Regions from separate parts of the Homo sapiens genome. Here region 2 is linked to region 1. A link is an interaction called in ENCODE POLR2A ChIA-PET data of the cell type or tissue named here. Cell type or tissue: CD4-positive, alpha-beta T cell. All regions are shown on one strand. Each heading gives the region's core, and the rest is flanking DNA. Links, peaks and the distances in the headings are about the cores only.

Evidence for each region. Peaks named below come from ENCODE experiments on the same cell type or tissue, not always from the same donor. Only the 100,000 strongest peaks of a DNase experiment are listed, where the experiment ranks them.
Region 2: POLR2A ChIA-PET joins it to region 1 with 37 read pairs; 22 of 35 experiments call an interaction of 5 or more read pairs at or near these places.

The regions. Positions count from the first base shown.
Region 1 is chr10:110,272,346-110,275,253 of GRCh38, forward strand. All of the region lies in intron 3 of MXI1 (MAX interactor 1, dimerization protein), which reads left to right. Among named protein-coding and RNA genes, the nearest start is that of SMNDC1, 31 kb to the right of the region's middle. In CD4-positive, alpha-beta T cell, for the core only: no CTCF peak of the experiment used is centred there; a DNase peak (open chromatin) is centred at 1,306.
Region 2 is chr10:110,210,145-110,213,052 of GRCh38, forward strand. The region is part of intron 1 of MXI1 (MAX interactor 1, dimerization protein); the gene reads left to right. It overlaps LOC105378480 (a long non-coding RNA gene), which reads right to left. Exons shown (of 2, transcript XR_946315.4): 2 at 2,724-2,908. Among named protein-coding and RNA genes, the nearest start is that of MXI1, 4.0 kb to the left of the region's middle. RefSeq lists silencers at 1-251, 79-431 and enhancers at 7-985, 1,272-1,491. In CD4-positive, alpha-beta T cell, for the core only: no CTCF peak of the experiment used is centred there; DNase peaks (open chromatin) are centred at 707, 1,127 and 2,167; H3K4me3 peaks cover 2,500 bases; H3K27ac peaks cover 2,489 bases.

The DNA of each region.
Region 1 (2,908 bases), core at 180-2,679:
CCTGTCTGAAATAATATGAAATTTGAAGTCTTCTTTTAAAAACACATTTTGCATTATCTGTGTTTGTTTTTATATAAAATATTTTTCTTCCAAATTTTTGAAAAAATTATGACTTCTGGAAAGGATAGTATAACCCTGTGGCTTCAAATATCCTCTGGCTCAGTGTTGAATACCTCTAGAGGTATATATAGCCTATGCTAAGAACTATTTATATTTTATTGAAAGAAAGTGGTTTTAAAAAGTCTCCCAAGAATAAGTAACATGCATCTCAACCATTTTAATTCTTATTTGTATACAGATAAGCCCTTTCATGCTGAGGCTGACAATGTGACAGAATAATTTATATTATTATATTATATATTATATGTAATTTGTAGAATTTGCAGCTTTATTATACCACTTGTTAATATTTCTATTTGATTATTTTATAAGATACCAATTAAGAAGGCTATTTAAGTGAAAGCTGCTTTTTTGAAAAGTGAGAAGAGAGTCCCAGCTATTTTCCTAAGTTTTTATTTCTGTCATCATTGAGTCCCATGACTACCACAATCAGATCTGACACTAGGGACCTGCCACTTGCCACGTTACTACCTGGGAGTTAACAGTCTGTTTATTTTCTGTGAAGTAGATAATATATGAGTTGTAGGTGAAACATACGATTATCAAATGCCATTTTGTAGAAATAGCTTGTTTAGCTTTTTTTTTTTTTTTTTTTTTTGTGAGATGGAGTCTCGCTCTGTCACCCTGGCTCGAGTGCAGTGATGCGATCTCGGCTCACTGCAACCTCCGCCTCCCAGTTTCAAGCAACTCTCCTGCTTCGGCCTCCCAAGTAGCTGGGACTACAGGCATGTGCCACCACGCCTGGCTAATTTTTTGTGTTTTTAGTAGAGATGGGGTTTCACCGTGTTAGCCACAATGGTCTCGATCTCCTGACCTCATGATCCGCCCGCCTCGGCCTCCCAAAGTGCTGAGATTACAGGCATGAGCCACCGTGCCTGGCCTTTGTTTAGCTTTCTTATTTCATGAACCGAATAAGCTGAACAGCAGAATATGATCATACATGTTTTAGTAAATAAAACTCATGAACCACAATATGCTTTTGATATATCAGGATCCATTTTTAATGTCATTTTTCATTAGGAAAACAGGCAGGCAGGGTTTTTTGGGGGGATAAATTTGGGTTTTCAGAAGATTCTCAACACATTAAGTTTTAGAGACACTTTGGTATATATGTGTAGGAAAAGTAGCTAGCTGCTGTCACGTGCAGGAGTGTGTGTTGGGAGTTGAGAAACCTGGCCACAAGCCACTGCAGCTTTGAAGAATGTGGCTCATGAGAGGACTCATAGTTCATTACGTAACATTCAGCAGAGCGGAAAATATAAGCACTGTCTCCATCACTTGACTTGCTTTCCATTTTGATTTAGTTATCTGGTAAAGTCTAGGTATCCTATAGTGGAAGAATGAAAGACAAGCAGGTTCCAATGAAGGACCATGCTTCCAAAGGCATCAGCCAGTGGATCGTTTGTGGGGCCAGGCGGGGGTTAGATCTATTATTGTTGGACAGGGGTATTAGAGTTTTGAAAGACTACTTGAAAAACATAATCAAATGATACTTGGAGTTTGTTCCGAAAGGGTATTCTTTCCTCTCTCTTCCCACAACAGTGTGCGCTTCCTATTATAGTTGATATACCTGTGCTTTAAAATAGCACAGCTACTAGTAGAGGCCATTTTATACCAAAATCATTTCCCTTCATGTTCTGTGGTACATCAGTTTGGCAGTAGAGGTTACAGAGTTTGAAATCAAAAGGAGCATTGGTTCCTTCAGGGAAAAATGATACCAATCTACCAAAATAAAAGCCAAACAGACTCTCATTGTTCTTTATCCCACAAGGGGCTTGCCCTTTTTGAAGGTGTGGTTAATTTTGATAGGACTCTTCTCTCTAACAGGGTTAGTGGCTGGGAATTACCTTTTCCCCTGGGCAAAACCCACTTTAAAATCTCATTTTAAAACAGAACTCAAAGTGTCTTTGAAAATAAAAGTACTTTGGGAACTCTTCATTGTGTAACCCCATCCCTCTCAGCAAGGGGACTCCAGTTTTCTCACAGGGCACTTCCTGCTGCAGTACCTAATTCTAACTTTGTTTTACTATAACTCATGCTAAAATAGGAAAGGTTTCAGCTTTACAGTTTTTATTAGCTGTTCATGTGTTTTTAAAAAGTATGTGTTAAATAAAAATAAAGTAAATGTCCACCAAGGAGCTAAATTTTTAAAAATCAGTTTCCATTAAGTCTAGTTCTATAAATGTTTCAGTACCAGGTTTTTTCTACTTGCTGTTTGTCTAATGTTCATCATAATATTCAGAAGAGCAGCCTTAACTTTCCCCAACCTTCTTTCCCTTCTTTTACTAGAGGTGCAGGACCATGCCTTTCATGAATCGTTATTCTCTATGTCAGCTCTTCTCTCCCTTGGAGACTTGAAAAACATCATCATATGATACTTGCAGTTTTTTTCCTCAGTGAATAAGGATTTTTTTTTTTTTTTTTTTTTTGGTGGAGTCTCACACTGTCACCCAGGCTGGAGTGCACTGGCGCGATCTCTGCTCACTGCAACCTCTGCCTCCTGGGTTCAAGCGATTCTCCTGCCTCAGCCGACAGAGTAGCTGGGATTACAGGCACGGACCACCATGCCTGGCTAATTTTTGTATTTTTAGTAGACACAGGGTTTCACCATGTTGGCCAGACTGGTCTCGAACTCCTGACCTCAGAAGATCCACCCACCTCGGCCTCCCAAAGTGCTGGGATTACAGGCATGAGCTACCGCACCCAGCCTGTGAATAAGGATTTTCAAATCAAACCAAGCTTTTTTCTTCTATTGCTTGTCCTTTTTCCTTCCCCCAAAGTCTTACAG
Region 2 (2,908 bases), core at 1-2,500, 62 kb before region 1:
GGCTTGGGCTGCCCCGCGCGGGGCGGGCCCGTGGCGGCGTAACCGGGCTCCAGAGGCTGGTGAAGCCGAGGGGCTTCCTCCCAGCCCATCGCCCGAGGCGTCCGCCCTGCAAATCTGCCAGCCCCCGAGAGGGGTTTGGAACCTTAGCACCCAAGTCTAAGTCAACTTCATGTGCGTAATAAGTCCCTCGGCCCCGCAGCCCCCCTCCTCCGGCCGGCTCCCGGCGGGAGTATTTTTAGCTCTCTTGCTTCTTTTCGCCGCTGCTGTTTGGCTCTAAATGACGTGATGCCAACGGCCCCCAGATTTCCCCGAGAGCTTGGGGCGCCGCGCCGTGCCCAGTTTGGCTGCAGAGACCCCGCTCCAGGCCCTCGCCCCGTCCCCAACAGCTCGAACAGGCTGGGGTGACCTCCGGCAAACTCCGTGCGACCATCCGCCAGGCCCTCTGTTATCCCCCTTGCAAAGAGAAGCGGTCCACGGGGGCCACTTTATCCCACCCCCTCTCCTCCCCTCCTCCTGCCCGGTCTAGGTCTCTGGGTACGGAAAACGGCGGGCCCTACATCTGCCTCGTTTTATGGGGGGCGCTTCTTCGCGCTGGCGGCGCTCGTCGTTGTTTTCTGCTCGCTGCACACAATGCCCGCGCGTCACGGCAATCCGCGTGTGCACAGCAATAACGCGAGTCGGGGGGCGGGTCGTGCGTGCGCCCGGCTCGGGCACTGCGGGTCGCTCGGCGCGCGCGGGGCTTGTTTTGCTCCAGAGCTCTGCTTTCCGAAACGCTTACATCATTCAGTCGTTGGGGGAGGGAGAGGGATCTGGGCGTTCCGATAGGATTCCAGCATCTACCGGGTCCCTGGTTTCTGGAAGGAAGCAGGGACCCTAGCTTTTTAGTAGTTATTATTGGGGGTGGGGTTGGGTAGTTTGTTGTGTACGTCTTTTTTTTTTTTTTTTTCGGTCACTACTGCAAAAGGGCATCGTTGGCCGACTCAGGTGCACAACCTCCCCGCCTTCATTTCAGCGAGTTCCCCTATAATCACTTGATCTCGGTTTCTCCGCCTTCTCCTCCTCCCCCTCCCAGCTAGAGACACATGGTTTCCACATGGAGACAAACTTCTTTCCTCCGACTGGACTTGACCTAGCTGCGTCGTTCAGCCAATCGGCAGCTCCAGCCTCTTCTGACGTCACGCGTTGCTGGGGCCGGAGGCTGGGTGGGGGGTGGAGCCAGGCTGCAAGCCAGGAAATCTCTGGGAGCTGTAGTGCGGCCAGCTGGTCCAGTCTCTTCTTAAAGGGACGCTCTTCTGTCCGGAGATGAGTGTCGGGCCCCGATTCTCCATTTCGGGTTCGGTGAGACCTTTCTGAGATGCATGGTGGACCCTGGTCACGAGTTAACACGTTCCGTTTTTACTGCTGTTTGCGAAGTACTTACTTGGCAGGAGCTTGCCTTATTTTCCATCGTAGCCAGAACTGCTTTTCGTTCCCTTGTTGAGGTTTCCGTACTGGTAGTGTTCACCAAGTTGTGGCCACATGGCTGAATTACTTCCAGTGGAGAGGTTGAGTTTTCTTGGAGGAGGGGTTCAAATTAAGTCACATTGTTGACTGTCTGCTGTGTGCAAGGCAGGGGGGATTCCCTAGGAAAGGCAGGTACATTCTCCCAAAACTCCAACTGATGTGAATCTCTACGGATCACAAATTGAAGGCCTCCAGAAATATTAATCATGAAGGCTGTGATCCTATTACCACAAATTCAGAAATTATATGTAAATAATCTCTGACATCATCACCTATATGCATTTTGAGTCCAGTGGAAGGGTGGGAATTAAGGACTGACTAATAAGTAGAAAAAGATCTTGGAAAAGGTTAAAACTAAAAGAGAAGAACAGATCCATAAAGGGATGTTATGTGCATAAGAGCCGACTGGCAGGTAAGTGAAACAAGCTGTGAGAGCAGGTAAGGTCTGGAGGAGAGAAATGGGCTTCCTAGTGTCTGGAGGAGGTTGCTTTGGAGGCAACACTTAAGATAGGGAAGGACGATCAGATGAGAGTAGAAAGCCATAAGGCTCCTTGGAGTGGATCACCTGGGTTTGAGGGTGGGGTGCTTTCCTAGGGGCACGGACAGCCCAAGAAACAGCCTGTTCCTCCTGGTAGAGGAAGCTGCTGTTGTGTGGTGTCATTTGGCCCCACCCTGCCTTCTGACTTAATCTCCTCTTCCTTGCCCTGAAACCTCTGTGTCTGTACAGCAGATCCACCAGCAAGCAGGCTTCACAGTCGAACCTCTGTGCTCGACTTAGACTCTTCCACTGTCTAGAATGCTTTCATTCTCTTACTCCCCTAGGGATATCTGTATCCTACCTTCTCTTCAAGACTTAGATCAGTTTCCACCTCCTCCAGGAAGCTTCCCCTAGCTATTTCAGCCCATTTGGCTCTATTTGTTAAGTCATTGTACTTGAGAGAATGAAACCTTTGCAGTCACATGGAGCAGGGCCCAGCTTGCTACTCTACTGCTTACTGGCTTTGTGACTTTGGACACAACTTACTTAGCCTGAGGTTCCATTTCCTTTTTGCAAAATGGGGATAACAATAGTATGACCCTCATATCATTGTCAAACAACTCAATGAGGCACTGCACTTAAATATTTAACGTACCTGAGATATAATAGGTGCTCAATAAATAGCAACTTCTCTGAGCTTTGATAATCAGTACCATGCACTTCTCTACTTGCTTCCTGTGTGTTAGCTTTACCTTTACAAGGAGTTTATTAGTAACTTAAGAGAAAAGATCACTTACAGTATTCAATGCATGTTACCCATTGCATATAGCACACCACTGGGCATACAGTAGTAGATCCTTAATATAAATGTTTTGATTGGTTAGATTTGTCATTTACTGCTAGCTATGGCACGAGGATCAGGTTTGG